Linked DNA regions of Homo sapiens: region 2 is linked to region 1. Evidence: chromatin loops called from intact Hi-C (ENCODE). Cell type or tissue: gastrocnemius medialis. All regions are shown on one strand. Links, peaks and the distances in the headings refer to the core of each region. The heading gives the core; the rest is flanking DNA. Region 1 has its middle 190 kb from the start of LINC01281. Region 2 overlaps LOC105373175 (a long non-coding RNA gene).

Region 1 (2,922 bases), core at 222-2,721:
AGAATTCATATACATTACTTTAAAAATGTCCCCACCCCATTTAATACATCAGTCCCACATACAATAAATGTGTATTTACTCCCCTCCTAGAGGGAGAGAAGCCAAAGTCTTTTCCAGATACTAAGTTCAAATCCAAGTCTTAGATTACTGTTTCTGGGGGCAGATATGAATGTAGGTCTTTATAGCCCAGTTACCTCCATCTACATCAGGGTTTCTTAAACTTTCTGTACCATAAACTACTTGGTAGTCTAGTGATGCCTATGGATCCCTTTTCAGAATCATGTATTTAATCGAAGAAAATAAAATATGCTTGAAATATATTTCGCAAAACATTATAAAACAAATTCATGATATAGAGATGTATGTACTTCTTGATTGATGCATTAAATAGCAAGATCTAGTAGTAAATCCAGTAATACTACAATTTCAAAAGTGATGACCATGAATGGCATTATGAGATATCTACCACAAGTCTCACATGATATAAAAATATCTGCAATTCACTGGTGACCAGTACTGCTAATACCACCTCAGCCTCTTGCCTGCAATGATATTTGAAAGAAATGCTCAATTTTAGTTAGATATTAGTGAAAATGAAGAAAACTCCAAATCCAGATGGTACATTTAACCACCTAAAATATTCCCCATATAGAGTGGTGAAGGAAAATAAGGAAACTACAATATAAAGCTTCTTTGTTTTGGGAAGAGGAGAAAGGAAAATAAAATACAAGGGATTTTGGATCAAAGTCTGTGCTGTATACCTTTCAGAGGCAGTCAGCAAGACTCCATGCTCTGTGGAGTGAGAGCACAACTTATTCAGAGATGTACCCTTTGGGAGAATTTCTTTTGACCATTGGTCTTGCATGTACTTCCCTAAGGAATGTGCAAGAAACAATTCTGTTCTAGATGGTGCATCCATTTAGCAGCCCAGTGCCTGTCCACACAGCATTGGGCCTGTGGATGGCCTAGGAACTGAACTGTCATAGACACCTGATTCCCAAACTTTGGGAGATACTTTAGCAATGTAGTAAAAATCTCACTTAGAGCCTAGTCATTAGATTTCTCAACAAGAGAACTGGTTAGTAATCAAAGCCAGTGTGGGCCTTAGACCCAGGCAAGCAGGACCCTTGTTCCAATCTTTGTGCCCAAAAGGGCTCTGTATTTTGGAATTCCTTCCTAAAAATTCTTCTAAATACCCCTTTGAGGCTTGAACTAGCCCACAGGACCATCTGGGCATGGCCTCCCCTCTCCCCAGCCTGGTCCCATATGGGTCCTGGTCATTGGAAGCACCTACCTCAATATTTTCTATGTCTCCTTTCAGTGTTTGGGACCAGGGCTGGCAGTGCTTTCTACCTAGATGGAGCTTCCTGAGTCCAGATGAGGACCTATAAGAGCCCTGGTCCCTATTTTACCTCGTTGGGTCACTCTCCAATGATTGACATCTTCCCTCAATCCCCTGAGAGGGGTTGATCGGATCCTCTGAGAAAATCTGAGGCTCTTGTCTATAGGATTGCCCTGGGACTGGTTCCAGAGGGCAGTCTGGTGAGCTGATGCTTTCTGTGGGCCAGCACAGTATTTCTTTTGCAGGATCACAGAGACTGGGCTGCCAGAATGGTGCTGACACACTGACTGTGACTAACTCTCATTTACATAGGACACTGGGTGATTTCAGGACTCTGGGTTAACAACGGTTCATTGCCAAAGGGCTTGAGTGCAAGCCATGTGCCATGAGTGCCAGCCACATGTCGGTTATCATCTATCCTTGTCCTGAACTACAATGCTACATTTGTGCTGTGTGCCTCCCACAGCTGGCACACAGAATGGTCACCCCACCTCCTCCTTGGGCTTCACATCACTGGTCCCCCAGGGGTGAGCATGCCTATCTCCTCCAAGGGCTTCCTAGACTATTGCTCCATAATGTGAATAGACCCTCCTAATTGATGTCCTTTCTTGCCTCCAATCAATGTAACATCGTGCTCTTTTGGACTGGTCTCAAGCTATGCAGGACAAAGATGGACATTCCTTACCCAAATGATACTGCTCTACTCTATCTGTCCATGGGTTCCTCACCTATCTGCCTCCCTATTGGTGGTGATGTGTGCAAGGCAAGAGTGGAGGTCATCATTGAAAGAGATTACATTCTAGAAATACAATGATGACAGCCTAAAGAGATCAAGGAGAGACATGAGTGGAATATGAGTTGTTCTATAAACTATAACATTCTAAACAATATTGTGTGTGTGTGTGTGTGTGTGTCTGTTTGTGTGTGTGCCAGAGTCTTGCTCTGTCGCCTAGGCTGGAGTGCAGTGGTGCAATCTCGGCTCACCGCAACCTCCACCTCCCAGGTTCAAGTGATTCTCATGCCTCAGCCTCCCAAGTAGCTAGGATCCCAGGTGCATACCACCATGCCCAGCTAATATTTTACATTTTTAGTAAAGATGGGGTTTCACCATGTTGACCAGGCTGGTCTCGAACTTCTGACCTCAAGTGATCTGCCTGCCTTGGCCTCCCAAAGTGCTGGGATTACAGGCATGAGCCACTGCACCCAGCTTAAACAGTAATTTTGGCAAGACCACAAAGCAACTTATTTGCATTTTCTTGCATACTCACTAAGACTTACATTTGTTATCATCATCAACAAAGCACAGTTGATGACCTTTGAGAGAGTCATTGGAAGCCAGTGTTCATGGGTGGCACTACGGATGACGTGGCAACATGGATAAAGTATCCAGCTCTGAATAAATGGAATATGTGGTATGAGGGAACTGAAGAGGCAAGAAGATCTATAGAGTTACAATATAAACAGGTTCCAAAGAGCCATGGCATTGTGAGTAATAACAGCATTGCTACCTTTTTCTTGCAGTGAGTGATAAGAAATTATACAGGAATGACACATTTGGCAATAAAGAACACAAAGAGATA
Region 2 (2,922 bases), core at 190-2,689, 100 kb before region 1:
TAGAATTTTTTTCTAGTAAGCAAGTCTTAGAAAAACCAAAAGCAGTATGGACTTTTAAATCCAAATTCAAGCCTGGCCTATCGAAAGCATCTACTTCGTGTCCTAAATCTGGGTGACCCCAAAGTGTTGTTCTAATATCTTCAGCCAAAGATAAATAAAGGGTGAAATATTTCAGTTGACAACTTACCTACATTCTAGTTGGCCTCATCAACTTAGAATTTGGTTCATTTATCAAGTTTTCTCATTTGAAGTTTGCTGCATAATTTCCCTTTTCTGAATGAAACTTACTTGGTGAAACACTTCACTGTCAATCTTAGCTTGAATTTAGTGGCTTTGAAATCACTGGCCCATAGACCAGCCACGGCTTCTAATAAGAATAAATTCTAACAGGAAAAAAAAAAAAAAAGATGCCTGAACAGGGAGTAGGGAGACGGAGGGAGGCAGAAAAGAGATTATTTGTCCCCAGGTTGCAAGCACAATAGGTGAGTAAAAAGATGCCTATGCATGAAAACACTCCTTCCACATGACAACATAACAGATGATGCAGTTTAGTGTAAAGGTGACCTCAGCAGTGTGTGGAAAATCAGGGGTCTCACCCTACCATCACCACTCCCTGGTTATGTGTATAATCTTAGGTACACTGCATCAGCTCTCAGGGGTACCAGTTTCCCCATATGATGACCTGAAGGAGTTCAAAGTTCTTTTCAGGTGTGTACTATATACTCCAATTATGGTGGTTGTCCTGCCTCTGGCCCATTCAAAGACAAGCCCATTCACGGCCAGGAGCAGGACCCTGACCCAAGGCAGCCAGTACATGATCTGACATGGCCTGGCTTTAAGAGACAAATTCAGCTGATTAGCTTCCCCCCTTTATTAAATATAAACTCAGGAAACACCAAGAGAAGGGATCTATTTGCGAAGGGAGCTAAAGTTGAAAAGCCGTTAGGTAGAGAGAAGTCACGTATGACAAGATGGGCCCTATGCAAGTCAATGTGATGAGCAAGAAGTATGAGCAAGCAGAAATTGGAAGGTAGGGATTGGTAGATGATGAGAAAGTCTGCGGAGGGAGGGAATGGAACTGACATAGGAGTTTGTTGAGCCCCAGAAATCCTGCTCTTAAGGGTTATATACTCACCAGCTTTGAACCTTTTGTCAATTTTGCATTTCCCAAGGCCTAGCTATACAAAGGTTCCTAGACACAAGTATCCTTATCCCACTGAGGTACTCTTGTAAGCTTACTCAGTTGTTGCTTCTTGAAACCTAAAAGAACCTAACTATAGCAGGAGCCTGAAGTCTATGATCCTATGAAGTTTCACAAGGCTATATAGCACAAACTGTGTGCTAGGCACAAAAAGAATAAGATATATTAATTTAAATCAAGAGTTTTCAAACATCAAAGCCAATAGCTAGTTAAAACCCAAACCCAAACCAATGCTGAACCTTCATACCTTTGCTCATGCGGACATGGCCACAATCCCAGTACTCAGGGCTTCTGGAATCAGGTAGGGTGTGGTTGCTTCTCAGGTCAAAGGGACAGAACATGCAGGTCTGAATCAGCCACCAGAGGGAGTATAAACAAATCCACAAATAGGCTAGGGGGAGCCTCCCTTGTCACATTTCTCCTGGGTGATAAATTTCCACCAACTGTGTTCTTTCATCTGTAGTTTATTCCAGGAGAACTGCACTTAGCTGAAAGCAAGCATGGGGTCCCAAACAGGGGAACACTTGTTCAGACCTGAAAGCATCCAAGGTCAACTACATCGTGCTTTTGCAGTTTCATACCATGTATTGTTCAGGTAGGGCAGGGTTTCTCTTTGCACAACACAGGCAGTAAAAAATTAAAGAACACCCTGTGTTCTAATGATTGTCTACACATTGTTTAGAACCGGGAACATCTTGACTCACAGAGATAATGATATAAGGAGTCTTTGGATTGGCAAGCCAGTCCTTCGGTGCTACTTAATCTTTGATCACAGAGTCAACACTTGTGAGAAATGAAAAATCATTTAAAATATTGCTTCTCATGACCTAATGTACTTCAGCTCAAGAATCAAGCACCACCTCCTCCAAGCAGCATTTCTTGATAATTCTGGCCCTGGATGAAGCCGAGTGCTTTCTCCTCTGTGCCCCCCACCATACCTTCTGGTCCTACATGTCTTTCTTTCATAGTATCTATGATACTTTATGAAACTCATGTTCACATATGTCTCTCCCTACTCTTCCCCAAACCCAAGACCTCTTAATGATCTGGATGATGTATGTCCCTTATCACCCTGGTGCCAAGCACAAAGTTTGCACTTGAGATGCGTTAGATGAAAAGGGATGGTGGTGGGATCCCACCACACCCACTTCTCATCGTACTTTAAAGTCCCTTCCCACCATCACTCCATGACTTTTCCTTCCTTCTATAAAAAAAACTTAGGGATGGGAGCTCAAACTTAAGGCAGGAGTAAGAAGACATCAAAGATTTCTCCTTTGTACGACAAAGAGGACATTTTATAGCCTGTGAGAATGGCCAGGGTCGGGAGGGAGAAGAGGGGAAGGGAAGAAGACCCAACAGCTTTGTGGCTGATTCCTGCACTGGATCTTTTTAGAGGTGAGAGAGTGGGCAGTGGCCTTGGCTCCCACAGATACACAGCTCTGAATCCCCACCTTGGCTTCATCAGAAAGGCGACCCAACATTCTGGAAAACACAGAAAGAGCATTTTCCACATTCAGACATAGCTGACTATCTGTGCTCATTGAAGAGAATTATAATTTGGAAAATAAAAATCTTGTGTGTTTGGCTTTGGAAATTGTGAAATAACTATTGGAGTCTTGGGTGCTAGGCTTAGATTGGCTGCTTAGCAGTTCTGAGGCCACACAATATCTCACTGAGAAAATGGATGGTTTGGACTACTGATTTCAATGCGGGATCTTTGC

The links. Peaks named below come from ENCODE experiments on the same cell type or tissue, not always from the same donor. Only the 100,000 strongest peaks of a DNase experiment are listed, where the experiment ranks them.
Region 2: a loop joins it to region 1, with 4 times the contacts of the local background. A loop is called at or near these places in 4 of 110 quality-filtered maps.

Annotation. Positions count from the first base shown.
Region 1 is chrX:39,139,523-39,142,444 of GRCh38, reverse strand. No RefSeq gene overlaps it. Among named protein-coding and RNA genes, the nearest start is that of LINC01281, 190 kb to the left of the region's middle. In gastrocnemius medialis, for the core only: no CTCF peak of the experiment used is centred there; a DNase peak (open chromatin) is centred at 1,674; H3K27ac peaks cover 1,286 bases.
Region 2 is chrX:39,241,020-39,243,941 of GRCh38, reverse strand. All of the region lies in intron 2 of LOC105373175 (a long non-coding RNA gene), which reads left to right. Among named protein-coding and RNA genes, the nearest start is that of LINC01281, 85 kb to the left of the region's middle. In gastrocnemius medialis, for the core only: a CTCF peak has its summit at 1,540 (motif pointing right); no DNase peak of the experiment used is centred there.